Regions from separate parts of the Homo sapiens genome. Here regions 1 and 3 are each linked to region 2. Evidence: chromatin loops called from intact Hi-C (ENCODE). Cell type or tissue: GM12878. All regions are shown on one strand. Links, peaks and the distances in the headings refer to the core of each region. The heading gives the core; the rest is flanking DNA. Region 1 has its middle 74 kb from the start of MIR4432. Region 2 holds the start of LOC124906010. Region 3 overlaps BCL11A (BCL11 transcription factor A).

Evidence for each region. A loop is a pair of places that touch in the nucleus more often than their neighbours do. Peaks named below come from ENCODE experiments on the same cell type or tissue, not always from the same donor. Only the 100,000 strongest peaks of a DNase experiment are listed, where the experiment ranks them.
Region 1: it touches region 2 in a loop (2.4-fold over the local background); 2 of 110 quality-filtered maps call a loop at or near these places.
Region 3: it touches region 2 in a loop (5-fold over the local background); 4 of 110 quality-filtered maps call a loop at or near these places.

What each region holds. Positions count from the first base shown.
Region 1 is chr2:60,307,947-60,318,391 of GRCh38, forward strand. No RefSeq gene overlaps it. Among named protein-coding and RNA genes, the nearest start is that of MIR4432, 74 kb to the right of the region's middle. RefSeq lists enhancers at 3,271-3,340, 8,211-8,260, 10,121-10,180. In GM12878, for the core only: no CTCF peak of the experiment used is centred there; DNase peaks (open chromatin) are centred at 3,727 and 4,845; H3K4me3 peaks cover 706 bases; H3K27ac peaks cover 1,647 bases.
Region 2 is chr2:60,435,869-60,446,313 of GRCh38, forward strand. LOC124906010 reads right to left here and starts at 3,951. Exons shown (of 4, transcript XR_007086331.1): 1 at 3,696-3,951. RefSeq lists enhancers at 3,665-3,724, 3,975-4,064. In GM12878, for the core only: a CTCF peak has its summit at 3,777; DNase peaks (open chromatin) are centred at 3,703 and 4,427; H3K4me3 peaks cover 570 bases; H3K27ac peaks cover 1,986 bases.
Region 3 is chr2:60,510,860-60,521,304 of GRCh38, forward strand. The region is part of intron 2 of BCL11A (BCL11 transcription factor A); the gene reads right to left. Among named protein-coding and RNA genes, the nearest start is that of BCL11A, 38 kb to the right of the region's middle. RefSeq lists enhancers at 2,333-2,442, 4,699-4,828, 4,939-5,058. In GM12878, for the core only: no CTCF peak of the experiment used is centred there; a DNase peak (open chromatin) is centred at 5,232; H3K4me3 peaks cover 1,440 bases; H3K27ac peaks cover 3,132 bases.

The DNA of each region.
Region 1 (10,445 bases), core at 2,782-7,781, 130 kb before region 2:
GAGCTGCCACTGGAGAACCAAGGAAAGAGAGGGTTTGCTGCACCAAGACAAGGAGGAGAAAGGAAGTGAGATGAGGAAAACTGCAGGTTAGGAGTAATAGGAAAAGTCAGAGACTCCAGCCAAGTGCTTAAAATTGTTCTAGGGTGGGCAGGAGCAGTGTATGTGAAGAATAGTAAAGGTGGATTAGTGATACACAATCCTCTGTTATTCTCTAGCAAAGAAGATTCCAGAATAAATGGTGCCCCTGCTATTTAGGAATTTCATAGGCCATACGCAATTATTAGAGCCTCAGTGCCCTTTTCTTCTTCTTCTTCTTCTTCTTCTTCTTCTTCTTCTTCTTGTGTGTGTTTTTTTTTTTTTTTTTTTTTTTTTTTGAGATGGAGTTTCACTCTTGTCACCCAGGCTGGAGTGCAGTGGCGTGATCTCAGCTCACTGCAACCTCTGCCTCCTGGATTCAAGCAATTCTCCTGCCTCAGCCTCCCGCGTAGCTGGGATTACAGGCACCTGCCACCAAGACCAGCTAATTTTAGTATTTTTAGTAGAGATGGAGTTTCGCCATGTCGGCCAGGCTGGTCTCAAACCCCTGATGGCAGGTGATCCGCCTGCTTCAGCCTCCTGAAGTGCTGGGATTACAGGCATGAGCCACTGTACCCGGCCCCTTTTCTAATGGATAAGGGTCAAATCCATTTCTAGCCTCAAAACATACCCAAGTCCTCTCAACCTTCTGGGAGAGTAATTCCATAGATAGAAGGTGGAAAAGACAGAAAGGTTTTCAAAGAGATGCAAGAATTGACAGCAGAATAGGAAAACTTTCAAGTCATTAATTACTAATGAAATAGAGTTAATTACAGATTTGTGGAGTTTTAAAAATTTGTTTTATTTTTCTGTGTTTTGCCTAATTTGTTTAAAAAGGATGTTCAGGGTTTCTTTCTTAGTTTATTTTAAGAAACCTGCCTGAATGATTCTGTTATTCTTGGTTACTTGTTCAGTCCACGGGTATCATCAGGGCCCAGGAGGCCTCTCAGGTGTGCAAAGCCCAGCCCTACTCGATGGAAGATTATGGTCTGCCTGCACACAGAGCCTCACAGGTGGGGAAGATCAGGCCACAAGAATAGCCAGCATCATTTCAAAAGGGCCAGACATTGTGCCAAGAACTTTCCTTAACTCATCTCCAAGAATCCTACAAAAACTCATGGAGGTAGACAAGAATCTGCCCATTTACAAAGAAGAAACTGAGGCCCCAGGAGGAAAGTGTCTGAGTGTGCATTATGCCTGGGAGACTCGAAGGAGGTGGAGGGCGGCTGGACTCCTCTTGCCTGCTCTCTAAAGGGCTCGGTGAGGCTCTGGTCAGTCACACAGGCAACCCTCAAAATAAAACCGAGCTTTAAAAGGCACATAAAAGAAACTTGTTTTTCTATCTTTAGGTCATTCTGTGCCTCCATCTGCAGGGATGGAACTTGGTTTCATTAAACATGATATTTCTGTCGCTCTCTTATGTTTTTATTGTTTTGTTTTCTCTTGCTTTCAATTAAAGGATTTTTTCCCCTCCCAGAAATTCTTTGGGAATTTGAAACCCACTTCAAGGAAGGAAAAAAAAAAAAGGAAATCCATCTTACAGTATTAGTCACCAAGATGGGTGTGAAGACAACGGGCTATAAACCAAACTCGGCTCCATCTCCAAGACCAAAGAACAGTCTCTAACAAACTGCTTTGAATTTTAAGAATTAGCAATAATGCTGGCAAACCGGTTTCCTTTTCTTAAAAAATGAAATAATAATAATTTGTTTAAAACCTCCAAATTGACTCCTAATGTTACCACCAAATAAAGAACATGGGCTGAGACTTCAAGCAAAAGCCAGGATGTTCAAAAGCCAGAGAAAAACACTTAGCTATGAAAAAATAAAAATATGAGTTGGAAATAAAATCCCAGGGAAGCAAATTTGGTGTGCACTAGAGGTCTTGCATTCTACCAGCAAAAGCAGGCAGTGGTGGGAGGCAGCAGGGGCGGGAGGGTTGGGGAGTCAGGAGTGGGAGCAGGTTGTGTGGAATCTGGTGGAGTGTTTCACACTTTGAAATCAAAGAAATGGGCATGTGTAAGTGCCTGCTCTTCCTATATGACTGTCCCTCTTTGTGGCAGAGTTGTGATTAAATAATCTCCCTCTTATCATGGCCTTTGATCTCATAATCCCCTTTTCCCACACTATTAAGATACCCCATGTGTCAGCAATTCAACTTTGCGTGCTGGAACTTTATTTTTTATTTTTTTTTTTTTGCCCACACCTGCCCACACATCAGTGTCTCTGCTTTGCTTTATGCTTTGTCCATCTTGCAATGTTTTCATTAGGTGGGAGCCGTGGCGAAGGCCAGCTGCCACCCCCACATGGGGAACTCAAGCCAGCATCCCTCCTCCATGGGGCTGGAGAGGGATCACAGAAGCAAGAGGCTCCCAAGGGCTCCAGGCCTCCCTGAGAGGGAAAGTGCTGACCCAAGGGAAGGGGAAGTTCACTTGCTTAGCAGTTCTCAGGAACAGACTTTGTGTGTGTTTCACTCCTGAGCAAATGCTACTGATAGCAGCTTACTGGGGAGTTTGGCCCAAGAAGACACCGCCTACTTGTCTTTTGTGTTTAGCAACCATTTCCACTGGGTTTGCACCACTGCCCCTTTCAATCCCACCTTCTGAGTCCCATCTAAGACATCTGAACTGGCAGTCTACAATGCAAGGCCCTGGCCTGGAAATCACCTGGCAATTTCCCACCAGCCGCCTAAGGAGAAAAGAGCAGGATTCTGGAATCCAGGTTCAAATCAGCCTCACCAGGATTCTTCACAACCTTGAGCCTCAGTTTCCTCCTCTCTAAAATGAAGACTCAGTGTCTTCCTCACATGTCTTTTGTGCTAGGCTTGAATGAGAGAATAACGATACCTTTCTTAGCAAGCACTATGTGTTGAGCCTGTATGTGCATTATCTCATGAAGTTCTCACAGCACAGCCTGGCACACAATGCGTGATAGACACACAAGAAAATTATGGTTGCAAGGGAAAAAAAAAAAGAAGAAGAAGAAGCCTGGGCTCAGTGGCTCACACCTATAATCCCAGCACTTTGGGAGGCCAAGGCGGGTGGATCACTTGAGGTGAGGAGTTTGAGACCAGCCTGGCCAACATGTTGAAACCCCATCTCTACTAAAAATACAAAAATCACTCGGGCGTGGTGGCAGGCACCTGTAATCTCAGCTACTCTGGAGGCTGAGGCAAGAGAATCACTTGAACCCTGGAGGCAGAGGTTGCAGTGAGCTAAGATCACGCCATTGCACTATAGCCTGGGCAATAAGAGCAAGACTCCAACTCAAAAGAAAAGAAATCTTCCCCAAAGACACCAAGTTAATAAGCTGCAGAGCTTGAAGTACTAACCACTTCTATGTTAGCAGTGTTTGTGCTTTAACCACAATTCTAGTCTTCTGCCTGGAGATAATATTGCCAGATTTAACAACAATAACAACAACAACAACAAAAAATACCGGATGCCCAACTACGTTTGAGATTCAGATAAACAACAAAATTTTTTGGTCTAGGTATGAACCATGCAATATTTAAAAATTATTTGTTGTTTATCTGAAATGCAAATGTAGTTGAGTGTCCTGTACTTTATCTTGCAACTCTACCTGGAGATCAACTTTACAAATGCAGTTTGAAAACAGTGAAGTGCTCACTTATATGAGGAATCTAAAATAGTCTTACTAGGGGCTGGGAGGAGGGGGAACTGGAGAAGTGTTGATCAAAAGATACATGGTTTCAGTTATGCAAGATGAGTAAATCCTAGAGAGCTACTGTACGACACAGTGCATATAGTTAACAATACTATATTATACACTTAAACATTTGTTAAGAGGGTAGATCTTATGTTAAATATCCTTATTGTAGAAAAAAGGAGAGAGGAAACTTTTAGAGGCAGTGGTTAAGTTTATGGCATTGTTTGTGGTGGTGGTTTCGGGGGTATATACTTATCTTCAAGCTCATCAAGGCATTGAGTCAGCCCTCCATATCCACGGGTTCCACATCCTCAGATTCATCCAACCACCTGCCAAAAATTTTTGGGAAAAAAAGCAATAAAAAATAACAATACAGCAATTTTAAAATACAAATTTAAAAATATGCTATATTTATATCTATTTACATAGCATTTACATTGTAATAGGTATTATATGTAATCTAGAGATGATTTAAAGTATGCAGGAGGATGTGAATAGGTGATATGCAAATACCACATTGTTTTATATAGGGGACTTGGGCATCCCCAGATTTTGGTCTCTGTAGTGGTCCTGGAACCAATCCCCCAAGGATACCGAGGGATAACTGTGTACATTAAATATTTATAGCTTTTTTGTATGTTAGTCATACCTTAATTTAAAAACTATTTTAAAAGAAAGTAAGAAAATAAAAATGGTGGGCCAGGTGCAGTGGCTCATGCCTGTAATCCCAGCACTTTGGGAGGCTGAGGCCAGTGGATCACCTGAGGTCAGGAGTTCAAGACCAGCCCGACCAACATGATGAAACCCCATCCCTATTAAAAATACAAAAATTACCCAGGCGTGGTAGCCCTTGCCTGTAATCCCAGCTACTCAGGAGGCTGAGACAGGAGAATCGCTTAAACCCAGGAAGCAGAGGTTGCAGTGAGCCAAGATCACACCATTGCACTCCAGCCTGGGCAACAAGAGTGAAACTCCATCTCAAAAAAAAAAAAAAGAAAAAGAAAAGAAAAGAAAAGAAAATGAAAATGAAAATGGTGGAGTGCTACACAAAGTAAAGCTCTTTTGTTTTTAGTCATAACCCCAGTTCTAATTGGTAATGGGCAGGAGTTCCCAGCCCCAGTAGCTTTCATGGCCCATGTGGAGATCAGATAAGCTCTAAGCATATGAAACACTTGGATAAAGTTAATCAGGGTAACAAGCTAACCAAGTTAATCAGGGTAATAAGCTTAACCACCCACAAGTCCTCTCCCCACCACCACGAACACCTCCCTTCCCAATGGCTGGGAGATTTTTTTCTGGGACCTCTTCTCCTTCCCTCACCACTTAAATAGCTAAACAACAAAGTTTCACCGGCTACATTTCTGGCTACTGCATGCCAGTTTAGTAAGAGATCCTGAGGAATTTTAATGTGCAGATATGGGGCCTACCCTCAAGGCTTCACTTTGTCATTGAAGAGACAGTGTACAATTAAGTGTCGAAGCACAATGAGACAGCTCCATTTTACCAACACCTCATTCTCATCAGGCACTACCCTAGGTGATCTTGTAGAATGCTCCCAGCACCTGGTCCAGGAATCACCCACAGCCAGCCGCCATCGAGGCAGCTGGAAACCTCCAGAGAGCTCCCATCCTACTGCTGTCAGAGATGCCAGGCGAGGCCCTGATTTCTTATCTGATGGATAATTAATGTTACCAATTTGAGTATATTAGGATAAGAGGCCCTACCCTTTCCCATCTCACTTCCTCATAGAAATCTCCTACGACTGATCAAGATGGTCATGCCTCAGTTCAAACTGGACAGGGTCTTAGAATGTGACCTCTCTTGGGACACACCCTATCCCCAGAATAAGAACAGAAAATGGCTCTATTATTCCTCATTTGTGGACAGAGAGGAGAAAACAGTGTCCGAGTTTCCTTTCCCTAATGCAGGTTTGAGCTTCTACCAGCAGGGTCAGCCTCCACCTCCCAGACCACTTGCACCTAGACTTTCACTTCCACCTGGCTAGCAGCTGCCCTGCCCTACAGACTCATGCTCTGCCTTTTTCTTGTTATAGATGCCTAATCTTTTCTCATTTTTCTCCACAATTCCAGTTGATAACTGTAATCAACCTTCTCTCACTGTAGAAGAGGTCTGAGGTAATGTAATCCCCTGCTTTCATAAGCAGTGGAAGGACAGGATTCAAGGAGAGTTTTCCAACATCTAAGAAAAACAGAGCAGAATATAGCAAGGACAAAGGAGCCACGCTATTTCCAATTTCCCACGTGGCTTCTTCCAACTCAGCCTCTGGGAACACTGGGAGCATTATGCCTACACACTTAACTGTATTAGGACAGCCAGCCTTTCTAAGAATGGTTTCTGCTCATGCAATTCCAAGAAGTTTCTCTCCCTTTTCCTGTTTCTCAACCTGGCCTCAATTCATCTCTTACTTAGGGAGTGCAAAGGAACCCTTTGCAAGATGAGCTGAACCAAGGGACCAGAAAGATGCCCACCTCAGGTGCTGCTTGTATTGGGTAAGGCTTTGGAACCATCTCACTTATGGTCCAGATTTGACATCTTGGATAACTGAATCCAAGAAACACGTAAACAAGATCTGACTGGACCTGCATGTCTTTGTCTATCATCCTTTCTTCATTTTCTGGAATGTGTCATTCATTACCTCCATGCTAAGAATTATATCTACTTTTAGTCTCAAAGTCTTCTGTGTTTCTTAAGGGATGCTCGATATAACCTTTTTTTTTTTTTTTTTAGCTTGCTATTTCAAGGCTTCATTCTACACCACTAACTTGTGGTTAAAAGAACTGTTTTTGTGGTTGTTTCTGTATTATCTGTTTGGGTTTTTTTGTTTGTTTGTTTTTTGTTTGTTTCTTGTTTTTTGTTGCTATCATTAAAGGAATTCTAGCATCCTAACTTTGATTCCAATATCTGATATGTGACCTCATTCTTATCTTTCTGCCTCTAATATTTCCTTTTCCTCACCTAGAATACTCCATGTTGCCTCGGGTCTCTCTGAAATTCCTACCTTTGCTCACATTACTTCCCAAATCCCCCATTACTGTTCCCTTAGTTGTGAGTTCCCAAATAAAAAGGTCAGTAAGATTGTTTCCCTCAAAATGAGATACACTCAACCCATTCCTTTTCACAATTTTCATGGTGAAACTCAACTTCAAACTCAACTTAAAAATCAAACTGTTTTGGGAATTTTTCTTTCAGTCGTCAGCCCATGCCAATCACGTCTGTGCTCTTTACAAATGGATGGCTAGCCTCGCCTCACAGTAACTTCCCTTTCAAATCCTGCTCCCAAAAACATTTTCTCCCTGTCAGCTTGCCACTGACTCTCTGCAAATCATCCTGTGATCTCATGTAGAAAGGACATGATACACAAATAAATTTTAGTATCCTATGCTTGGGGGTTATAACTGAAAATAGCTTGGTAGTCAGGAAAAAAATGATGTGTGCATAGCACAAATATATATTTCTATGTGTGTATACATATATATGATGCTACATATATATGATGCACATGTCAATCATCTTAAATCCAATATGACAATTTGCAAAATAAAACACAACTTCTCCTCAAACGTCCAGGATCTTTAAGTTGAAACAAGTGCTTCATGGATGATAAAGCTATTTAAAACCTGAATTATCCTTCATCTATCTGTAGACAACAACATCCTGTTTAGTACCCAACCTCAATAATCATCACTTATGATATTATTACCAGGGCTGCCGCTTATGGAAGGTAACTACATGCCAGCACTCTGCCAAGCAGTGCAAGCATCTGAACTCTTCATTCTCACAAAAACCCCATACGGTAAATATGCCTTATCCCCATTTCATAGATGAGGAAACCAAGGCTTAAAGAGGTCGGTAACTTGCCGAAGTTCTCATAATCTGATAAGTGATAGAGCAAGGATTAGAACTCAAGCTCACCCCACTCTGAAGCCACCGTAAGTCATTGCTGCAGTTCTGAAAGGTTCCTTGGAGGGCTTCATGTTAAACCTGTGCAGGGGTCAGGAATCTGTGGTCTTCCCACCAGACTGTTCACCCAGAGACTAATCAGTCAGCCTTTCTTTGGTAAGTCAAACTTTGCTCCCCATCTTTTGTGAAGTATAAAGATGATTCATTGCTTACACGGAAATTGATCTAACCACTGTTTTATGAAAAATGCAGGAGTTCCATATCTTTAGAAGGACTTCTTGAAGAAATTTGAATTAGGGAACAAAGTAGTTAAATTTTTCTGTCTTTTCTGGTCTTTTTAGCTACTGATTAATGCACAGTCGTGGATGTTGGAAAGACTTAAGGAAATCAATAATAATATTAACCCTTATGAAAAGGTTTGCTATGAGATGGGATTGTAGCTCAAGGTCTTTAATGGTAAATAGTCAAAAGTTAGAGTTCATGGGTGCCAGCTCCGTTGGCAGGTGTGAACCTTCTTGCTACTATGACCTTCAACATTTCCTTAGGACCTGACACTCTCTTGGTCCAAAAGAGATAGTGATCCCTTCCTGTAACAATACCTAGACCCAGAAGAGAGAAAAAACAGTAGGGTTGGCTTCTACAGCCAGGCAACAATATTGAAAGTGAATGGTGCCCTCCCCCAACACCCTCCCAGCCAGGCAGATCATCCACCCCCCAGCTTTGTCCTCTTAAGAAGAATGCCCCTTGTCTCTCAGGCCACAGTTGGTCATGAGGATTAACCCCTCCCACCCTTTCACCCCCTCCCCAGCATGGCCCCCCTTTCCAACTGTCCTTTGGGCAGACATGACTGACAAGAGTACCACAGGCGATGATGTCACAAAGAGAGGAGGCAGTGTGCCCTGTTAGACCATCTTTCACTCCAGTGGACTCGCCTTCACAGACAAATTGATTTGCAAAGGTTCAGGCTGCCAGCCCAGCCTGCTTTGCATACAGAATGCTCCCTGGTGACACAATAAAAAGTGGCCAGGCTAACAGAGGAGCGCAGCGGGGTCTGGCCGGTTCAAAGTCCAAACTCCACACCCCCTCACCTCAGTCTGGTTTGAAAGGTCACTGTGTGTCTGGGAAAATAGTCACAGGATACAATCCTTTATTAAAGGTCACTATTTTTCACCAGCACTTAACACACACTTACACACAAATTGAGACTGGAGATGGAAAAAAAAAACTGGGGGCTGCATCGCATTGTATATTGTGCTTGCAAGATTTATGTCTTGTGGTCACCAGCAATAAACACACACTGCTTCGGTATTAAAGTTCACATTAATCCACTGATTCCCCCTCCCCTTGAAACCAGCCTCTTCTTTGCCAGGCAAACCTGGGCAAATGGAGACTTTTGTTCATCTCTTTTGTTCCTTTCCCATCTTTCCCTTCCCTTGTTGCAAGTTGTTTTTGTATTGCTTTGTTTTTTTAATTATTTTTGGTGTTGGTGTTGTTGACATGCTGCCAGGAACTTTACTCCTAGTTCCCTCTCTTGCCCAGTGAATGATGTGTACCCAGCATTTGGGTCCAAGGCCATGTGCTGTCACCATGCCCGAGATGCAGTGTCCATGGATCTGTATGAGTCTCAGACCTTGAAAAGCAAAAGTCAAGTTCTTTTATGAGCTGCTGGTGAAAATCCAGGGGAGCACCTTGGTTAAGCCAGTAACTATAAAGCCACCAACGAGAGTACCAGTCCTGCCTATCCATTATGGCATATATTTTATTTTAGTAAATGCTTCCAATACACCCAAAAATAGCAATTGTATTTTCCTCCAGTAACAGACAGTTCACATTGGGTTACCAAAGAACGTTAACAATAACAATCCCTGCATTCATAACAAAAGAGATTATCAAAGATGTCAGCCCGAGCTGTTAGATTAATTTAGGCAAGAATTGCAAAAGAAAATATTTAGGGGAAATTCTATGAATTTCAAATAGCCAGTAAAATGTATGATGTTGAGGATTCCACTCTGCTCCATAGCACATCTTTGCAAAGCTTTTGCCAGTGATAGATTTCTGAGCTATCAAAAGCACATTAATTTTTTCTGATTAAAACAGCTGTGAAAATATACAAGTGTAACTGTGAAAAATCCAGGGCTTATTGTAATACTTTAAGCAAAACAAGGATAAAAGATTTTTAAATACGGACTTGCCAAAAGTAAAATATCTAACACGAAGGGAGCTAATTCTGCGTGTGCTTCTGATATTTTGGCATAAATACTTTAATCCTCTTGTCCATCCCGTTGGCACCTCGTCTACAGTTGACTTGTTAAGGGCGAGTTCCTTTGTAATGTCGTCAGCACCTCTCCATAGTTATTGACTGTGCTCTCATTAAAACGGCAAGATCACAAAACAGCAGAAGTGAGAAGAGGTGGGGAGGCAGCCGGCTCCTCACTACAAAGGTATTCAAAAAGGCACGAGAACCTAAAGGAGAAATGAAAAAACATGGCAGAAGTGAAACTGTCTGACAAGGAGGAGGAGAAGGAGGAGGAGGACCTTTCTGGAGGTGGGGCCAGGGTTTAGAAATTCTGTTTTTGTGTTTTTGTTTATTAGAAAAATACACAGGGCGTCACCAAAGCCAAGTTCAAGTTGCTTGTAGTCTTCGTGCAGAGTTATGCCATGCTTGGCACGTGAATGTAGCACACACACACAGACACACACGCCTTGTCTTCTTCTCATTGCTTAAAAATAAATCCTTTTTGGAGGAAGATGTCGACTTCTCTTGCTAGCATCCCTGCTTTG
Region 2 (10,445 bases), core at 1,776-6,775:
TATATATATATAATGTACCATTTACCATTTTAATCATTTGTGAGTATACACTTCAGTGGCATTAAGTACGTTCACAATGCTGTGTCCTCATCCCACCGTCTACCTCCAACACTTTTTCATCATCCCCAGCATAAATTCCCTACCCGTTAAACAGTAGCTCCCCTTCCCCATCCCCTCATTAATCCCTTAGTAATCTCTATTCCATTTTCTGTCTCTATGAATTTACCCAGTATAGGTACCTCATGGAAGTGGAATCATATAATATTGCTCCTTTTATATCTGGCATATCTCATTTAGCACAATGTATGTGAGGTCCATCCATGTTGTAGCATATGTCAAAATTTCATTTATTTTTATGGCTGAATATTATTCCACTGTGTGTATAGCTCACATTTTGTTTATCCATTCATCTCTTCTTTTCTTTTTTTTTTTTTTTTTTCCTGAGACAGATTTTCCCTCTGTCACCCAGGCTGGAGTGCAATGGTATGATCTCAGCTCACTGCAACCTCCGCCTCCCGGGCTTAAGTGATTCTCGTGCCTCAGCCTCCTGAGTAGCTGGAATTACAGGCATGCACCGCCACGCCCGGCTAATTTTTATATTTTTAGTAGAGACGGGGTTTCACCATGTTGGCCAGGCTGGTCTTGAACTCCTGGTGTCAAGTGATCTGCCCGCCTCGGCCTCCTGAAGTGCTTGGGATTACAGGCATGAGCGGCCACGCCGGGCCTCATTCATCTTTTTATGGATGCTTGGGTTGTTTCTACTTTGCGTTTATTGTGACTAATACTGCTATGAACGTGAGTGTATAGAAATCTGCTTAAATCCCTGATTTCCATTCTTTTGGCTATACACCTGGGAGTGGAATTTCAGGATCGTATGGTAAGTGTGCAACTTTTTGAGAAACTGCCAAACTGTTTTCCACAGTGATTCCACCATTTGACATTCCCACCAGCAATGCATGCGGTCTCCATCTTCTCTACATTCTAACTAACACTTGTTATTTTCTGTTTTTGTTTGTTTGTTTTTAATAGCCATTCTAGTAGGCATGAAGTGGTGTTTGCCTGCTTTTTTTGATGGAGGTGGAGGAATAGGGTGGAATTGGTCCTTAACCATCAATTAAGCTGGGGGCCTTAGACCTCTGTGAATTGGCTGTGACAATAGCTAAAGGAGGCTGCTACCTCATACTGAAGAGATGTTTCCTAAGTTTGTCACCGGAGAGGGCACCGAACCAACTTATTGTCTTGGAGGGAAGAAGCAGCAAGGCAGAAGACTTGAACTTCTCAGAGAAAAAAACAGTCTACAGACTTCATTTTATGCTGTCCTCACACACTACTGAAAGCTCTACCCTGGGGACCTGGCTTGACTTCTAACTAGCTGTGTTATCTCAGGAGAGCTCCCAGCTGCTCTGAGTCTCAGTCTCTCAATCAGTGAAATGGAGGCAATAGCACCTGCCTGGCTGCATCGCCCCACAGTGCTGCAATGAGCATCCAACGAGAGAAAGCTTGTCACCTGTGTTGCAAACTAAGTTACACAAATGCAGGCAGTAGCAGCTAGAAGAAAATGGTTGGGAATCTGAAAAGAATTAAAGCCCCCCATGAATTTCTTCTCACGCCTCCTCCAAAAGCCAGGGACTGCTTCACCCCGCCTCCAGGACTGCTGCTCCAGCATTTCCGGCAGCTGCTGACAGAATGTATGTTGCTTCTGATCCCCCGTGGCACAGTCAAGCCCAGATGGAGCAAGGGCCTCCCTCAGAGAGAGGCACCCAGGGCTCACCCTTCAAAGGAAGCACTTGGAGGGATGGCTTCTCAAAGGTCACACAGGAAACTGAAGTTAAAGCCTGGATCTAAACTATAGGAGAAATAGGAGCATTTGAATCCACACATTTGAATGTGGTAATTAGTGATCCCACTCCCCCGACCCATCCCCAATCTTCTGCCCATCTGAGAGCGTTTAGATGATCTGATGATGTTAATTTGAACTTCAAAACGCTTGAGAAAAATGTCCACTTTGCTTTTTAAAAATGGAAAGAAAACAAAAGTAAGTTACTCCAGAGACCTGGATGCATGTGGCCGTTCTAGTGACAACACAATAAGGAAAATAAAATCCATCCTAGGAGAGGAAATTATCCCACCAAAGTTCTTCTTGGCCCTTCCAAAGGCCATTTACCTCTGGGCATCTATGCAGAGTTCACTCATCACCCAGGAATTACGTGAGGAGGGTTATGCTTGCTACAAGGGAAGCCACGAAGAGTAAGACAGGATCAGATGGAAAAATAAGACATTTAAATATAATGCTCCAATTAATAAAGCCCTAAGAGCCAACCTCCTTTGTATGAAATAATCTGGGTTTAAAAACAAAAAAAGCAAAAAGCTTTATTGAAGAATGCAAAGTTGAGCTGTGGTCTTTGCAGCTGCCTGACTGAAATATAACCCTTGCTGAGATGCTTCCTTTCTCACTGTGACGTAAGCTAGGCCCCCAGACTCCTGGCTAAGAGGAGAGACTTCAAAATGCACGCTCGGCACCCAGCCTTCTGATCAGTTTTATCTGAGTCTTTCCCACACTTGTTCAGTGCACCCCAGCAAAACCAGGAGAGTTCCGTGTCTTCACTCCTTGTTGAGACTTGGTGATTGATTGGCTGGTTATTCTTTAACCCATTCACACTTAAGTGTTACCTCAACCCAGCCTTTGTGGGGTAAGCATTTTCTCTCCTAATTGTGTTATAAAAAGATTTTCATCTTATTAAGGAAATCCAGACCTTGGCAGTTTAGCGGGGCAGAGTTAGTCTAAGAAGCCCCTGCAATAACCGCAGGCTCACCCAGTCTGCCTCAAGGTTAACTGAGTTTCATCATTAGGTGACCTGGGGACCCCTGTCCTCCGGCCCCTTCCCTCTCCTCCCTGCTGTCCCTAACTTTCACTCTTCAGGAGGTGGCTGGTGGCCTATTTCTGGAGAGGGTTAGGCAGGGGCAGACCACACTTATGTCCATAGCGTCCTCTTGGGCTTGAGCCAACGCCATCAGAGTAAATGTGTCTCTCAGCAAACATCTCATGTCCTCAAGGGCTGGACATCCCTTTCCTCCGCAGCCAACATCAAGGTGACCCCTGATGTTATCTAACATAGTGTTAGTGGTATTTCATGCTTGCGCCCTATTGACCTCTGATGCATCCCTATGCTTCTTGCAATAATTTTCCCTCTAATCATAAAGGTTTAACCCCCTAAAAAGGAGGCATTTGGAAGACCCTCTCTTAATTCTTCAAACCCTGCAAGCCCTAAATGGTGAAAGAGGGGCTCATGCAGTGGTCAGAGGGTAGGGGTAGCACACTTCTCACAAGTTCATGTGCCTCCCTAAAACGCAGATCGTGACTCATAGGTCTGAGGAGGGAGGGGCTGCAGGTTGCGCATTTCACCTGGCTTACAGATGACGCTCTGTGGCTCTACGGTCCACACACGATCCCACATGAGTCTCTGGCGGGGAGCTCCCTTCACCCAGAACCCCCAGGTGAGGAAGGCTTCTGAGAGGGGGCAGAGCTGAGGGCCGGTGTCCTCATCTGTGGAGCCCATGGGGATGACCACCTGGAGACACACAGAGTGCATCCTCTCAGTGACACCCTGAGAGGGAATTCACTGACTCAAGGGTGGCAGGAAGGCCACTAATTACCCAGAAGGCTGTTTGTGCCACCCAGGGAAAGAGGAACTGACCTTTTTCTCATGGGGAAGTGCGTCTTCTCCTCTCCAAACCACAGGCTCACAAGCAGACCAGCTCAAGTGAAGTTCCTGCAATGACCACTGGGTGTGGGCCTGCTTTTCCGGCCCCTGCTGAGAGGGGTCCCTGAGAGAGGTCCACGAGCCACGCAGGGCCACCATTCCCCTGCCCTGGTTTGGAACCCCAGCCTCCCCCACCCGGAGCCAACTCGCCTCCAGCACACGGGCGCTGTGCCTCCCAGCCTAAGCCAGGAAAGAAAGCTGTGTACGCTGACACTTAAATTAGAGCCTCGCAATTATCTCTCAATCCCGGCTTGCCCTGTGCTGCTTTATCACTGTTTTTTATAGCTAAAGTTACTCGCCCTCGTTTTAAGTACATTGTGCATAAGGCATAGGCCAACTTCTGATATATTCCCACAAGCAAAATTAAATACCAGTAACATGTGTTTTAGTGAATTGGGTCCCTCAATTTGCATCTTATAATAAGGATGTTATCATACTGGTTTATGGCTGAGCTCTTTAGTTTTTATCTCTCTGGGGCTAGATTCCCCCTCATGAGTTCAATATAAGTCCATGAACTAATGCAATTTTTAAAACACTTTTCTTCTGTGTTAACATTAACACCCTTATGAGTGAAAGGGTTTTACTCCCCAAAGTGTACAGAATGTTTGCATTCACTGGAGGATGTGGCGGGATATTAGCCCTCAGTGATAGCTGTGGTTGCTCATAAGTGAAAGGAGTTGAGTCTGTAATCCAGTCTGCCACTGCGAAGAAGCCTTTTTCACCTCTTTGCACTGAGACATAATCTCTGGTGTGTTCATTCTCTTACATTTAGATTAATTATAAAACATTGTCACCAGAATATTAAAGTAATGTTTAATACACAGAAGGGAATAAGGTACTCTGGAAAATGCATAATTTCCCTATGATGATTTTGCCAGTTGCATGCAATATGATCTTTTGATTGCCAGCTATAGAAATATTGTGACTAAGCTTTCACTAGCTTTTTATTTTTGCAACCATCCTGTCATAGCACTTTGAAAACTGTAAGCTTGGCCCATCAAAAAAAAAAAAAAAAAACAACCAAGAGTGCCCATGCTAAAGATTTCTGTCAGCTTGGTTCCAAAGAAGGGAGATGATAGGAGAGGGTGAGCCTTGTACGGGCAGCACCTTCCACTTCAGCAAGCCTAACACAGCTGGGTGGTGGAGAAAGGATGGACTCTTACCCTCTGTACAGGCCCAACACACATGCACACCCATACACACACACACACACACACACACGTCCTTTGAACATGGGAAGGTGTCAACATTCCTAAATGGAAATCTCAAGTCCTCTCACTTGCTTCAGATTTTCCAAGCTCTACTGCAGCCATACACCCCGGAGGAATCATCTGAATCAACACCGAGTCACAGCTAGCAGAACTCTCCTTGCTGGCAGTGGCTGAAATGGGACCAACATTCCTCAGGGGGCTGCTCCTGGGGATTGGTTACCTCCCTCTAGATACTGGGCTCCATCCTTGGCTGTGTTGGTTAAAAACCAAGTGTCGTTACCAGCGGAGGGCTCCTGTCCTTCGAGGTCTCTCTCCAGGTCTCCACAGGTGAAACTTTTCCACGATGATAATCATTTAAAAAATAATCACAGTAATAGCAGAAGGAGCACTCCAACCCATCCGTCTTCCCAGCACACTCACTGGGCAAGTTGGTAACCCCATGCTTCTGTCACACCACCAAGAATGCTGGTAGAATTCTCAGTGTGTTTTAAAACTAAAATTAATTTTTAAATGTGTTTTCTGTTTATCCATGCCCCCTAATGGCAATGCACCCAGCACCTATTATCTTGTTTCTATTCTCTTCAAGGCCTCCTACGTCTCTCTGACCTCTACCCTCTGCTCTTCGAAAATATACTGGATGTGAAAAGCCCTCTCAACCCCAAAAGGCTCAAAGTCTTGTAGCTTAATTACCTTTCCATTTGCAACACGGAGGCCCCTTGGGTCAGAATTCAATGTGATTTCCAGTAGGAGAGGGGATAGGTTTACTTGGCTCCAGCCCACCCCACATCTGTTCTATAGACACAAGGACCCCCTAGGCCAGGAGAGGATATATGCTAACCTTTGCTGGCCTGGCTTTCTAGCCTTTACCTTTAACTCCAGGAGAAGAGTGGGAGCCCAGAGTGAATACAGCTTCTGAGGATAAGACTACAGAAACTAGAGGATAATGACTATCAAAGATCAAGGCCAGTAATGTCATTGAGATCGTCATAGTCGTTACAGATGAGGCATTTTTTTATGTCTAGATAGATGTGTGTATACGGGTGGCACATGAATAGGCATGTGCTATAAATAGATATATACACAAGGAACTATATGTGACTGTGCATATGTGCATACTTCCCATACATATACCATGATTCTGACTCATGGGCAAAATGGAAAAGAACGAATCTATGCAAACAGGCCCTTGGAATGCATGCTTGCATTTCCTAACCCAAGTATAGTATGTATGACTTTTAGTGATTATGTTTTGCTGAGGCACGGATTAAGCCTTGTGCTGACATGAAGAGGGGGTGCTTAGCTAGTGAAGGAAGTTTGCCTGCTCACAGACTTCATCTCACACAGGCCTTGCTTTCCTCCCTGTCCCCACTCAAGGTCTATACCTCACTTTTTCATTACACTTTACTATATTTCAGTGGGAGGGGAAATATGGGGCGTCCTGGTAATAGCAGAGTGTTTTCACACCTCAGGGGAACACTTCCATGTGTGTTGAACCCCTCAGACGCCTCCCGGCCGTTCTCTTGTGACTGATCCTTAGCATTTATTTACACGCTTGCTCCTAGGCCACCGTCCTGAGGTGGGGGTGTTGCAGGGTGGGCATTGCTGAGACTTGTGGCCATGGCAGGTCACAGGAGTGGAGACCACAGAGCTCTGGGAGAAACTCTAGGATGAAATAGAGAGTTTGCAATCCAGCACCAAAAAGGAATTCTTTATATGCCCTAAATATTATGACTTAAGACACTGGACAGTCATAGACTAGTCCTGCTTCCAGGAGAAACAGGATAGTAGGCATGGGGGAGAGAGATAGGGAAGGACACCAGATGATATGACTTATGACTGCAGTACAAAAATACCAAGTCTCTATTTTTGAAATGCAAGCTCCAAGAGAGTGAAGCCCCAGCCTGCACTGCCTTACTTTGTGCAGAGAATGCTTCTTTGGTTATGTATATACATGCTTGCTTATTCTAATCCATGCCTTTATTACGAAATTCATCTAATGTTGTGGCCAAATGGCAATAAAATAATATTATTACAGGACACGGGCCTGTACCAACAAGCATATTGCAAAGAAAAAACAATATAATGTAACTTTTACAAATAGGAGAATCAAAAAATTCTTAAATCACAGCTGGGTGGTGGCTCACGCCTATAATCCCAGCACCTGGGGAGGCCAAGGCAGGAGGATCATTTGAAGCCAGGAGTTTGAGACCAGCCTGGCAACAAAACAAGACCCTGTGTCTACAAAAAGAAAAAAATTCTTAAATCTCCCCTCAAAAAAGAAGTATTTGTACCTCTCTGATCTGCAAAAATCTTGTAGCGTTCTATTCTTTTTTCTGTTAGGTTTATCATTTTGCTTTGAGACATGATACTAAAGTGTTAAGTGCTTAATGAGACATGAAGTCGTCCTTTGTGTTGTAAAAATAGTCAATCCCTAGGAACTAACTGGCCTGTTTGGGCCTCAAGGTCTTTATCTTTAGGCTGTTTGTGGTGTGGTGTGGTGTAGGATCAACCCATAAGGAAGAACTTTTTCAAGCTTCTACAGTCTTTGATGGGTCTAGACCAGCACAAATGGGGAATTTAGATACAGCTTCAAACAACAGGGTCAATGTCTATTTGAATGTGTCAAGGATGACTACATAGTTTAACCCAAGTACTGTATGCACAGCAGAATCCTTCAATGAAACAACCAGTGCCTTCCAGGATCGGCCTTCTACTGGTCTCTTGGCTTGTTTTGAATTCCCTTTCAATCTATTTCATGCCCTGCTACACTCTTCCAAAACTTTTCTATGGACATGATTTTGAATAATCATTAACTGACTATAAGATTTAAGAAAGGCCAGGTGCGATGGCTCACTCCTGTAATCCCAGCACTTTGGGAGGCTGAGGCGGGTGGATCGCCTGAGGTCAGGAGTTCAAGACCAGCCTGGCCAACATGATGAAACCCTGTCTCTACTAAAAATACAAAAAATTAGCCAGGCGTGGTGGTGGGCACCTGTAATTCCAGCTACTCGGGAGGCTGAGGCAGGAGAATTGCTGGAACCTGGGAGGCGGAGGTTGCAGTGAGCCAAGATCATGCCATTGCACTCTAGCTTGGGCAACAAGAGTGAAACTCAGTCTCAAAAAAAAAAAAAAAAAAAAGATTTAAGAAAATGTTATTGACTATAAGATAAAATACAAGCCCCTTGGCCTATTGTCAAAATTTCTCCATAACATGGCCCCAAATTAGTTTCCCACCTTATGTTCCACTAGTTTCATAGACAAACCTCTTCCTGCCATACTGGTCTGGTCAGTGCCCTCCAGACACTGCAGTACTGCCTTGAACTGGTTTGCTGTCATCTTTTCTCTCTGTCATCTAAATTCTAGCCTGTCTTTGATGGCTAAAAGCCTAACATCTCTGTGGGCCTCAGAGAAATTATCTTCCTCTGCATTCCTCCAGTTGGCATCTCTCACTAATGGATTAATCATATTACCCTCTCCTATTGTTATGTGCTTTTATGCATATAATCTTAGCCCCCCCATAGGACCAACTGTAATCCCTTTGAGGACAGGGGTTTGATCTTGTACCTATTTATAGTTCCCCACGTGCCTAGAGCCTCTTGCACACTGTAGGCTGGGGGAAAATATTTGCTTATGCTGATGATCTGAGAAAGATAATACTGCAAACAGGAGAAGTAAAGATTTCTTTGTCTTGTTCCATTTGGAATGAATTAGTGGCAGGTAATCAGTTAGAGGTCAGTTCAGAAGGTTAAAATACGTGGACTTATCCCCTGTTACAGGTCTCTTATCTTTACAAAGATTGTGTTCCTGTTACTAACCTCTTTCTAAATCATTGGTGTTGTTATTTACAAGAAGGACTGGGCCAAATATGTGAGGAAACATCAATGTATACTCATCCCTACCATTTGAAAAACAAGTTTTAAGTGTGTGTACCACTGATGAAGTATGAAGAATAACGTTCCCATTCATTCCAGAGTACTCAGGCCCTTTGCCTGGGACTGCTAGCTACACATGCAAAGTGAATTCTATATCAGCATTTTGTAAAGCCCACTATTCTCACCGTACCAGCTTAACTGCAACCAGTTATTTAATAGGATTCTAATTAATTTAATTCTCCACTGGTAGCAATTTCTGATGCACAATGTCTGTGCCTTTTACCTCTTTGCATCCCTTCCCCAGCACTTAACTCAGCAGGTTGCATATAGCAGGAACCTAATAAATATTTGTTGATTGAACAAATGAATGAGCCATACGGCAGATGGAGAATACTGGAGAGTGAATTCCTCAGATATGCCTCACAAAACCATACCGGTCCTCCCAGCATCAGAAATGGACAGAAATGCAAGTACCACAGCACGAAATGGCACCAGCCTTGCTCCATAGTCTGCAGAACCAGAGCCCTCAAAGCAAAACCACTTTGAATAGACTTCTTAATCAGTTTAATTAGCACTGCTGTTAATTTTTTAAGATGGTAAACTCAGCATTGGCATTACAAGTGGTAAGAAAATTTCAGGATGAGGTAGATACTAGGAGTCAAAAGGTAGAGGTTGGGAGTAAGCATTCTGTAGTTATATGACAGTAGTAGTACTATTTGCAAAACCTTAGACATGTCATTTAAAGTCTCTCTAAGCTTAAGTAGAATGAAAATAATAATAGTACCTATACCACACGATGATCAGGAAGAAGAAATAAGAACATGCATGGAGGCCAGGCACGGTGGCTCACGTCTGTAATCCCAGCACTTTGGGAGGCCAAGGTGGGTGGATCACCTGAGGTCAGGAGTTCGAGACCAGTCTAATCAACATAGTGAAAGCCCGTCTCTACTAAAAATATAAAAATTAGCTGGGCGTGGTGGCACGTGCCTATAATCCCAGCTACTCTGGAGGCTGAGGTAGGAGAATTGCTTGAATCCGGGAGGCGGAGGTTGCAGTGAGCTGAGATCATGCCATTGGACTCCAGCCTGGGCAACAATAGCAAAACTCCATCTCAAAAAAAAAAAAAAGAACATGCTTGGAAAATCCTTATCACTGTGCCTAGAACATAGTAAATTCTCAATAAACATTAGCTGATATGATTATTTCTACTTTAACCTACGTTTTCCTCTTTACCAAGCTCTGGGCAGTCTGCCAATCAAGGACGAGAAGGGTTAGGTTCTCAGTCAGAGATCACATTTCAGAAACATCTGGGCCTGGATCTCCAGGCACCCGAAGAAGTTTGGTGCTTTGCCACCCTCAGTGAGATGCCGAGGCCCTGTGGGAAAGGGCTGCCCTCCATGCTACCCTCCAGCAGGAAAAGGGGTGAAGAGGGACCCCCAACCTTAAAGTACAACCAAAGTGATAAGATGCACCCTGAGCACTGTACAAGCAACTGTGTAAAAAATGTGTGCATGACGACAGCTTTGGTTTTCGAACAAAAATCGCTTGCTGCTTTTTTTCTGTGACATAAGCTTATAAAGAAAAATGGGTTTACTAGCCAA
Region 3 (10,445 bases), core at 3,188-8,187, 76 kb after region 2:
AGGGAAGAGCTTTTGCATTATAATGTAAATGGAGGGGTTGAGCTGGTTTGGGGGAACCCTTGACAGGAGCCAGTTAAAACCAAACGAAAGTCTTTCCTAAGGCTTAGGTGGAGCCTCTAGAAAGAGGGGCTGAGAGCCTGGGGAAGAGCCAACCACCAGCAGTTCCTCAGAGTTCTTCCCACTGGGGCTGTGCAGCCAACTGCGTTTCCAGGCACACTGAGATGCCCATACTCATATCCAATACTGTGCAGGGGCACTGGCCAGGCACAAATCCCAGCTGCCTCCACGGCATTACTCTCCCTCCATTCTTGCTTTCAGATTCTCCCTCCTCCTGGCAGGGGCACTGGGGAGGGCAGGAGAGAAGGAGGCCATGGCAAAGGGACAAATCCCTTCTACCTGAGAGCCCGGGATGCAGCCAGAAAAGCTAAAATACCCTTTCCCACCCTAGCATACAATTTGACAGGTGAATAAGTGCTCCCCAGTAGGCAATAACAAGGAGAAGTCTGAATTAAAAGAACTCGCCAATTTGGGAAGTAATGTCATTCTATGTGACTCCACTCTTTTCCGTTACCAATAAAACACTTAAAGATGCTATTCATGCAGACATAAAGTGCTAATGGCCACTTGTTACCATGTTTCATAATGCTAATATTTCCCTCTGATTTCTGACAGTTCTTTTTTTTTCCTTCTTCTTTTTTGGGGCTATTTTAAGTTAACAGAGCGCTAATCTGATTCAAAACTGAAGACTCAAAGAGCTACACTCTACATAACTGCACTATTAATGACAACCATTGCTTTACATGTTGCACCATTTCATGAAAACAATCATCACTCAGTCAACGTATTTTCCAAGCCACAGAAAATAAGTTGAAATAAGTTGAAAATGCAGTAGGCAAAGAAGCAGCTAGTCATGTAAGACACTAAGGGGCAGGGGAGTCATTAATTCTTCTCCAAGCTTTCAACACTCTGTTTCTATGAAGGCAAGGGTTGGAGGGAGCTTTTTTCTTTCAAATAAATCAGTAAAATGATGAGGTGCTTCCTCTGCTACGCCCAGTGGCCCAGGCACTCTCACTAAGGTATCCTCCCAGCAATGTAGGTGTTCAAAGGCAAAAGAAAGGGAACCAGCTCATGGCGTAATACTTGCTCGGCCAAAGACATAGTAACGCTTCCCAGGAAATACAAGTGTCACAGTCACTCCAAAATGAATATGTGTGCAGCCACCTGGGCTTGCAACTTAATTCAAACAACTTGGAAGGCTAAGGAGCACTGGAGCTGGGGAGCTGCAGATGAACCCCTGTGCTCACCACCCCTGGAGAGCAGTCAGAGAGGAAGCCTGCTTTCCTCAGATGTTTTAAAGGAAGCCACCTAGAGCCCCACCTGTCACTGTGGAACTGCTCATGGTGGCTGCCCGATGCGCTGATGTGGAACTCAGAATCATTCATTTGGGCTTGTGGCTGAGCTGTGCTAGGTAACTGGGTGGCCTGGGCAAGTCACTTCACCTCCCTTGGCCTGTGTCCTTGAGCTTTCCTGGCTGCACATCTTGCTCTCAGGTATAAAGGATCTGTCTCCTTCTACCTGCCCCTGTGCCACACACACTCGCCTCTCAAATGAGAAAGGCAGCTTTGAGAGAGGATGCTTGCCTTCCCGGCTCCCCTCCCAACCCAGAACCTATCACAATGCTCTGCAGAGAGTACATGCTCAACAAATCCAATGCTAAATTGTAAAAAGTGAGACTAGATGGTATCTGCCTCTCCTCTCAGCTCTAAATTATTTGGTCTAAAGAAAACTGAAGCCCCCAGCAACTCCATTTTGCATATCTAATTGGAGATGGTTTCAATAATATAATTATCAAGGCATCCCTACGTTACTTGAAGTTGGTTCATAATCTGGCGACGTTCACAGCCTTATGAAGACAGTTTATTCTCTTTTAGTGTCTCAAGTATGAGTCACCTCTGATGACGGATAGGAGAACAAGCAGGTTTTACTACAATACACACCTAAAGTAAATGAATAAACCCAACCACTTTGCCCACCCACATGGCATCCATTTGGAGGAGACACAGAGAAAGGAGTTTCACCTCTTAGACGTCTCAGAGATTAACATTTTCTCAAAAATGAACACACAGAGCAACAGCTGACGAGTCACAGTGGACCACACCACCACCTCTGGTTACCCCCTGAGAAAGGCAGAGAAAGGACCCCCAGAACAGTCACCATTTGAGGAGAGGTTCAGGGATCATGAGGACTCACCACCCCACTGAAATCCATGGATAGTCTAGCCTGTGAGGGGTTGGGGGTGGCAAATTACTTTATCTTTCTCATCTTTGAGCGGCTCTTCCCCAGAGTCAGGATGACTCTCACTAGGTTTCAGGTACATCCCCATCATGCCCCGGACTCCAGTCTCTGCAGCTGACACGGCTCCAAGATGCTAAATATGAGACAAGGAGGGGACAAGGAATTTAGTCCCAGGAGTGGCACTAGAAGGAGTCCCTGCTCCCTCAGGAGCCATCTGCCGGGTGCTTCTGGAGATGCTGCCTCCACGCCCCACTTGAGGCTGTCCACAGCAGAAACCAGCGCCCAGATCCCCTCAAGCCAGCCACCCCATGGGAACCCCTTTGGCAGGTGTGGGTGTTGGGTTAGCCTCTAGCCAGAACTCCTGCTGCTTCTCTCTTTGTGGAGCAAATCTTCATGTCCTGTCTGGATCTTCCCAGTCCTGCCCTCTCTCTTCTGAATCTTCCCACCCTTCCAAGGGCCTGCTGCCTAATCCATCTCCCCACTCACACGCTAAAGTAAATGAATAAACCCAACAGCACGGACTCATCCCTGATCAGGACTGAAAAAAGAAAAAGAAATAGCCTCCCATCACACCACTCTCTGGGAAAATAGAACTGAGTCCTAGCTCTAGCACTGGGCACAGCTGGGTCAGCACCTACGAAGGGTCCTATGCAGTGAACACCTTGCAGTCTGAAGGGCAGACTCTCTCTTCTCAACAAGCCAGAGATTCTCTGCCTTCCAGACAGGCACCTCCATGAAGAGAAGCTGTTCCTGGCTTGTGGTGAGCAAAACTCCCTGGATTGAGTCGAGACCTGGATTCTAGTTCCACTACTTTGAATTCTCTAGGTTCACAGTCCTAAATCCTCAGAGAAGGACAGACTTGAGGGCAGACAGCCACAGGTGGCCTGGCATGGGCTGAGGCAGCACACAAGGACTCTGAGCCACACCAGCCATCTCCTTGTGGACTTTCCTGAGAGCACGTGCAGCTAGCAGTGCTCCAAGCACTCTCTGAGAGGCTTCCAGGCTGGAGCTCTGAGAGGCTTCCAGGCTGGGCTACCTCCAGCCATGTGGTGGAAACTGGTAGCAAAGGAAGCCCAGAAGGGCCACAACTGAACTAGAAGGCTAAGGAACACCCCGGCCACTGGTGGGATCGCAGTGCTGAGCCATGAGCCCTACCAGGCAACCCATTTCTGGGCAGTCCCAAGACTTGGAGAACAAGCCATCTGAAAATAGAATTAAATAGCCAGGTGCGGTGGCTCACACCTGTAATCTCAGCATTTTGGGAGGCCGAGGCGTGTGGGTCACCTGAGGTCAGGAGTTCAAGACCAGCCTAGCCAACATGGTGAAACCCCATCTCTACTTAAAAAAAAAAAAAAAAAAAAAAATCAGCCAGGTGTGATGGCATGCACCTATAATCCCAGCTACTTGGGAGGCTGAGGCAGGAGAATCACTTGAACCTGGGAGGCGGAGGCTGCAATGAGCCGAGATCGTAGCACTGCACTCCAGCCTGGGCGACAGAGCGAGACTCCATCTCAAAAAAAAAAAAAAATTAAATTGGGTGGGGGAGTTTCTTAGGAAAAAAATCAGAGTTGTGCAAATAAATCTAGTTGGTCTGACTGTCTTTACAACACAATGAAAGGGTAAGGCACCATAAGAGGCTGTGAATTCCATTGATAAGAGAGGATTTCCCTACTCAAATATCAAAGGTCTTGCATACACATACACTAAAACAGAAAAAAGAAAAAAAAAAAAAGAAAAGAGAGACAGAGAGAGAGAGAGAATCACCTTTTAAACTCATCCAAGAGCCAGTCAAAGCCACCCAAAGGAAAGCAGGCCCCAGTCCCTTCCGAACTCAGCCGTTCTCCCTCTGGTGAGACAGGCTCTAGCTTGTTTCCAGAATGCCACTACCAGCTTCCCACACCTCCAGGGGACCCCCTAACTCCAAAGTGTTGCCCAGACCTAAGGATCCTCCCCCACGTGCTCCTTCCCCAACACTGGCTTCCAGGTGAGCGAGACAGAATCTGCAAGCAGAGTTCACTGCTTGACCATGGGGTGAAAGCCACAAAGACACCACCAGCTATCCCAACCCCAGCACTTTCACTTTTTCACTTTCTCCCCAGGGAGGAAGGGGGAAATAAACTTGCCCAGCCTCACACCTTCCCTGGACAGGGAGCTGGGGATCCATTCAAAGCCCGGTCTTTCTCTGTTCAATCAAGCAGCGTGAGCAAAGTACAGATTAAATACTACATATGAACCAGCATTATGTTAGGCACCAAGAAGGCACAAAAAATAAAACATGACTCCTGCCCTCCAAAAGGTTATAATTTGAGGAGGAGAAAATACACCCACGAGCCAATGTGAATACCACTGATCCCCTTTTAACTAATCCCAGAGTGACACCTCCTCCAAAGAAAGCCAAGTTGCTGACAGAGTCAGGCCTTCCTAGTTACCTAGAAAAATGGCCTGGGGAGGTCCAGCCCACTAGAAGGAGATACAGAAACAAGCCCTCCATAAATATCTGTGGGACCCAGCTACCTCTCTGAAACACAGCCCAGTGCTTTCAGGCAGGGAGAAAGTGGTGGTGGGTGGCGGACAGAGATGTGAGTGGACTGACACAGACATGGGGGCTTCCAAATGACTCTTGATCACCCAACTTTCCAGCTTCCCCATTTCTGCCCCTGACTTGAGCTCCCAGGCCACTCAACCCACTGTGAGGTCTTACTGTGGGGATTACCGAGTCACCACCAGGCTGCGCTGAACAGGAAGTGAACAAGTCAATTCGAGAAAGATCCAATAAGGGAATATTCTCTGGGCACCGCTGGGCCAACACCCACGGAGGGGTCCTGGAATACAAATACCCTGGAGTCTGAAGGGCGGTGGCCCCTCTTCTCACCACTTCAATTATGTCTTCATTGAACTGGGTTATGAAAAAGGGAAGCAGGGATTGAAAATCTAGCCTTGTGGCCATAAGCCTGTGATGACTCATGCCAGCTTTGGGTGCTCTAAGATGCTTTCCCATGTCTGTAATGCTTTTCATATCATCCTACACACTCACTGTCACCTCTCCTCACCCCAGCACACAGAAAAGATGTGCTTATTATGTGCACTTAGGTTTTGTTGTACTATTAAACACAATGACCCACTCCTATTATTAAAACACAGGTTTTGCTGGAAACTCAAAAAAGACTTGGCTCTGCTGGCTCACAGGGAATCTGGGCTCCGCTCTTCCAAAACCTTTGTTCTCCAGATGTCAGTGCAAAGTTATGAACAGCTCTCCCCCTGAGCTAACTTACCGAGCAGTAAGTGAGGCAAGAAAGGCCACTCACTATATTTCTCAGCCTCCATGAAGTCGTCACTGGGAGAGGAGCCAAGAGGGAGGGGGCACCTTAGGAGACAAGATCGTAACTCACCGTCATCCGGGGAAGTGGAGAGGAAGTCAGGGAACTCGTGTCAGGAGTGGAGAGCTAAGCTCAATATGGACAAGGACAGAGAGGGGCACCTGGGATGGGAGAAATGTGGCATCAGGACAACTGGGAGTGAAAGTTTAACTGCCCTCAAAGATGGCTGACAAAGATCTAGCATTCCTAGTGGACACCAAGCTGAGCATGAGTCATCAATGAAGCACTGGTTTTTAAAAAAGCAAGCAGGACATAAGAGTGCAGACATAAGACTAAAGAATGTGGAAAACACTAAGATATCTTGCCATTGGACTCTGTAGTTATCAGACTAATGTTTGAGTAAAAGAGCTGGAAAACCAGCAGATTCTAAAGAGAGGCATAGAAACAATAAATGGGTTACAAGATAATAGATCCATGAGTTCAGGTTCAGGAAAGAGATTATTTAGGAAGAAGAAGTGGCGGAGAATGGAATGAAGAATGTAAAATATGAAGCATTTCAGCCCAAAGCTGGTGATGAGATACTTTGTCGTCTCTGGAATGAAGAGGAAATGGGTTTAAAATGAAGCATAAGGGATCGAAGGTAGACAAAAGGAAGGATTTCCTGCGATTGAGAGGTGTCTTTAAAAATAGAACTAGGGTGGTGAGGAAGAGGTTGGGCTGGCCAATTCTGGAGGGCCATCTGCCCCTGAGAGGGTACACGTTCCTTCACCACCCCAACTCCATCTACTCCATTATCTCCAGTTATCTGAATAAAAAAGCCAAGCTATTCCCTGGGCACACCATGTAAACCCCAGAAGGGCCACACTTTGGGAGCCCTAGCAGGAAAGGTGGTAGGAAGACCAGCCCCGAAAAAGGGCAGAGAAAACAGGGAAAGGAACAAGGCAAGAAGAAAGGGCAAAGGACCATTCTCTGCAACAGCACAGGTGATTGGGTGGTGGTTTTGTTGCTTGGGTTTTACCATGGGCTCCCCAGGTTAGCACTGCCACAAAAGCACCAGGCTCTTCAACAAAGCTCCAGTTAAGAAAAGCATTCCAGCCATCACCGATAAAAGCGTGGGTGCAAGTTCCTCTGCAAAGCACATGCGGGCCACCTCTGGCTCCTGCTGGCCATGGAGAGGCCATGTGCGATTGGTACAGTCAGCCAGGAATGAAAGTGGGAAGCCCCAGGCTCTGGGCCAAGTCTACCACTGCCTAGCAAGTAGACTCTGGCACTCACTCCCCTCTTAGCCTCAACCTTTCTCATCTGTAAAATGACAGGGTTAATGATATGACTTCACAAGTCTATGTCTACATAGAAGATGCTCAATAAGTATTCACTTTGGCTTTCCACGAAGGAAACTATCTATGCTCAAAGAGCTGTGCTTTCTTCTATGATTCCTCAGAAACTCTTGTCGACTAGAGGAACAAGAACCTTACTCTAAAACCCAATTTTAGGGGAGGAGAGAAAATTTTTAAAAGACTTTAAATTAATTACTTGAAGGCCAGAGGCATTTGCTTATGCCTATAATCTCAGAAATTTGGAAGGCCACAGAGGGAAGATTGCTTGAAGCTAGGAGTTCAAGACCAGCCTGGGCAACATAGCAAAACCCTGTCTCTACAAAAAGCTTAATAAATAAAATAAAATAATTGCTGAGATTTAGCTATCTTTTCAAAGAAAATATAAAATTTGGCCCAGTTTTTTATCTATCAAACCTAGACCTAAAATCATCTTGTCTCATTCCCTCTGTCAACATCTGCTGAGCTCTCATAATACATAAAACATCATAGATAAAGGAGTCACAGGATTAGACCTACCGTTCCATACCAGTGTGTTACAGCCTGTCATGAAGCAGACTCAGAGAATTTGGCTACTACTTAGTACTAACATTTAATTTAGTTTTAAAATGTCTGCGATAGAGCAGATTCAGGATTATGCCTGTAAGATGACATTCCAACTCACCTGCATTTAAATATGAATAAAGAGTGAGCAGAAGGGACCAGGTAAAAATGGCACATGGGAGGGCATCGCACATGTGAATTTTAGCTTCCCACACGCAAAGGCATGGGGGGACAAGGCAGGAAGCATTGCTCTAGATCTGAGAATCACCACACACCAGAGAGGGCATGGGAGGTGACACACAAACCCAGCAGAGAACGTTGAGAAAGAGTTTTAAGAGCCTACTCATCATCAGAGTTCACTTAAAAGTCCATCCAGAATCAGAACGTGGGATGGGGTGCCCCAAGGCATTCCTGGGGGCCGGGCGTGGATTTTAAGGACTCATCAATTACTGTTCAAGTTCAGGTCAAGCTGGATGGACACCATCCACATGGTGTTGCTCGATGGGCAAAGATCAAGAGGCAGTCGTTCACCACCAGCCGTATTTCCTGGGGCTGCTTGTTACTGACATTCTGTCATTCAAGGTGGGTCCTGAAGCCACAGTAAGCACCAAATCTGCTCCCTACAATCCACAGCAAAAGGAGAGTTCCTTCTTTTAAAGAGCGATGGCACACATCTCTCAACTCTTGAGAGAAAATGGACAGAAGTGGGATTTTTCAATCCTGATACCAGCAGGAAACAGGGAGTCTCTGGTAGGTACTACCAAACCAAGAAGCTTCTTTTCTCCCAAGTACACCAGGAACCCCTTTCAAATACAGGCGCTACAAAAAAAGAAATAGGTGTGAAAGCGGGGCAAGAAAGGGAACCTGAGGACTATGCATGCTCTGTCTATGGGTATCAACACCTTTAAGGCATTTTGCGGTCTTTTTGATTCTATAACCTCCATATTGAGAGACATAAAACACAGAACATTACACCTGTCAGGTGCTGGGCCCTGAACTATCTCCAGGCAGCTGAAAGTCAGTACATCAGCTTTTTAATGATGTGAAAGTTAAAGATTAAAAACATGTTGGAACGCTTACTTTATGCAGTGCCAAAAATGTGTCTATAACCTGTAAGGAGAGATGGGTGTGGAACATCGTAGGAAAAAGGTGACTGCACTCATGCTGCAGAGAAAAAATAAGGTCCTCACTTGCCTGCCTGCCTGCCTGCCTGCCTGCCTGCCTGCCTGCCTGCCTTCTTTCCTTACAAGAGAAATCGCTCCTGAAATCTGACGTGCTTTGCAACAGCAGTAAGTTGACCACTGGAGAAAGTGAGGCTGGAACCACTGGAATCTTGTAGATTTCTGAGGCCAGTTCTGTTCTGACACATGCAGCTGGGAGCCACTGGTTTAGGAATTCACGTGGGCATGGGACTGTGCTTATTCAGAAAGGGCTCCCAGTCACATCCTGTATTCTCCTAAATTACTCCAATGACAAAGAAAACTCAGTGAAGACAAAGAGATCGTTTTCATAGGCATTGTCATTTGCCAATCCATAACTCAGGAATTCATGGCTATGCTTGGATAATTCTCTCTAGACTTGGAGTGTTAAAAGTTTGCACCTAGTTATTCTCCCCTCTCTCTGGCAGGAGAATCATGTCACTGGCAAGCAATTATTGTATCCTCTTCAAATAATTCGGCCTAAATTTTCATTTATGCCTGTGTATTTATGCACAAATGTGTGTATGATATAGTATTATGGCTTCTTTTTCTGAAAATTGAAAAATTCAGAAAGCCAAAGATAATAGAATATACCTTGCGTGGCAAGGTATATTGATTAGGTAGGAATCAAAAATAATTGCAAAATTATTTATGCAGGAGTATTAAAATTTTCCTCAAAAGTTCCCAGGCAAATGGGTTCCTCTTTAATTTTCACCCTTACAATAAACTCTTCTGCAGGTTTTGTTTATTTTGAGGAAACATTTCACTTTTTTTTTCAAGACATGAGGTGTGAATGATGCAAAACAGTATTTGGATATGTAAACTGAATTATTTGCATAATGCATTACTAATCAGTGAGTATAAATTCTGGAGTCTGAGGACCTGAAATCAAGTGCCACCAAATTTTTTAAAATCTAGATTATAAAAGTAAAGAGCATCACCCTTCGGTGGGATAATGTACACATTTGTGTACACATTCGCATTCCGTTTATAAGAAGGAGAAATTATCCTCACAGAGTTTTCTGAGGAAAATTAAATAAGTGGCCTTTGATGTAAACTGTTTTGCTCTGACTCAACACTATGAGGCATAAGGTCCTAAATTCATAGGCACAACCACAGAAGCACCAAGGAGAGTGAAGATATTTGCATCAAAAAGAGCAGACAGTCCCCCACCCCCACCCCATGTTGGTCGCCTACGGAATCTACAGGAATCTGAAGGGGCAGCCAGACATTCTGCCTATACCACCCATCAGATCAGCCACCAACCGAACCAAAAACCACCCATGCCCTTCTCCAGTGGGTTCCCACCGGTGTTTTCGTGCAAGCTTAGCCCCTTCTTTGCAGAAAAAAAGATATTGATGTGCCAACAGTAGAAAGAAGAAAAAATTATTCCAGCTCTGTACACAACCTTTGTCAACCCAGCATGATAAAACCAAGTCTGGGAAACTATTTGTCTAAACACTTTTTGGAAAGGGATGAAATGGAGAGGAAAGGAAAAGGAAGTGTAGCCTAGTGGTCAGCACACACACACACACACACACACACACACACACTCACACACACACACACACACACACTCACACAAATCCTTGAGGGTGCCAGGTTACATTTCTACAACAGCTGCCTTCCATTGTCTACTGCCAGTGAAGCCAAACCAGCCTAAAATTTAATTTAATCTGCTGTAAACCCAAGTATCAGGCACTTAGATGGCAGCTAAAAGCGCCACTCTCAGATAACTGAGTGACACTTGCTAATAA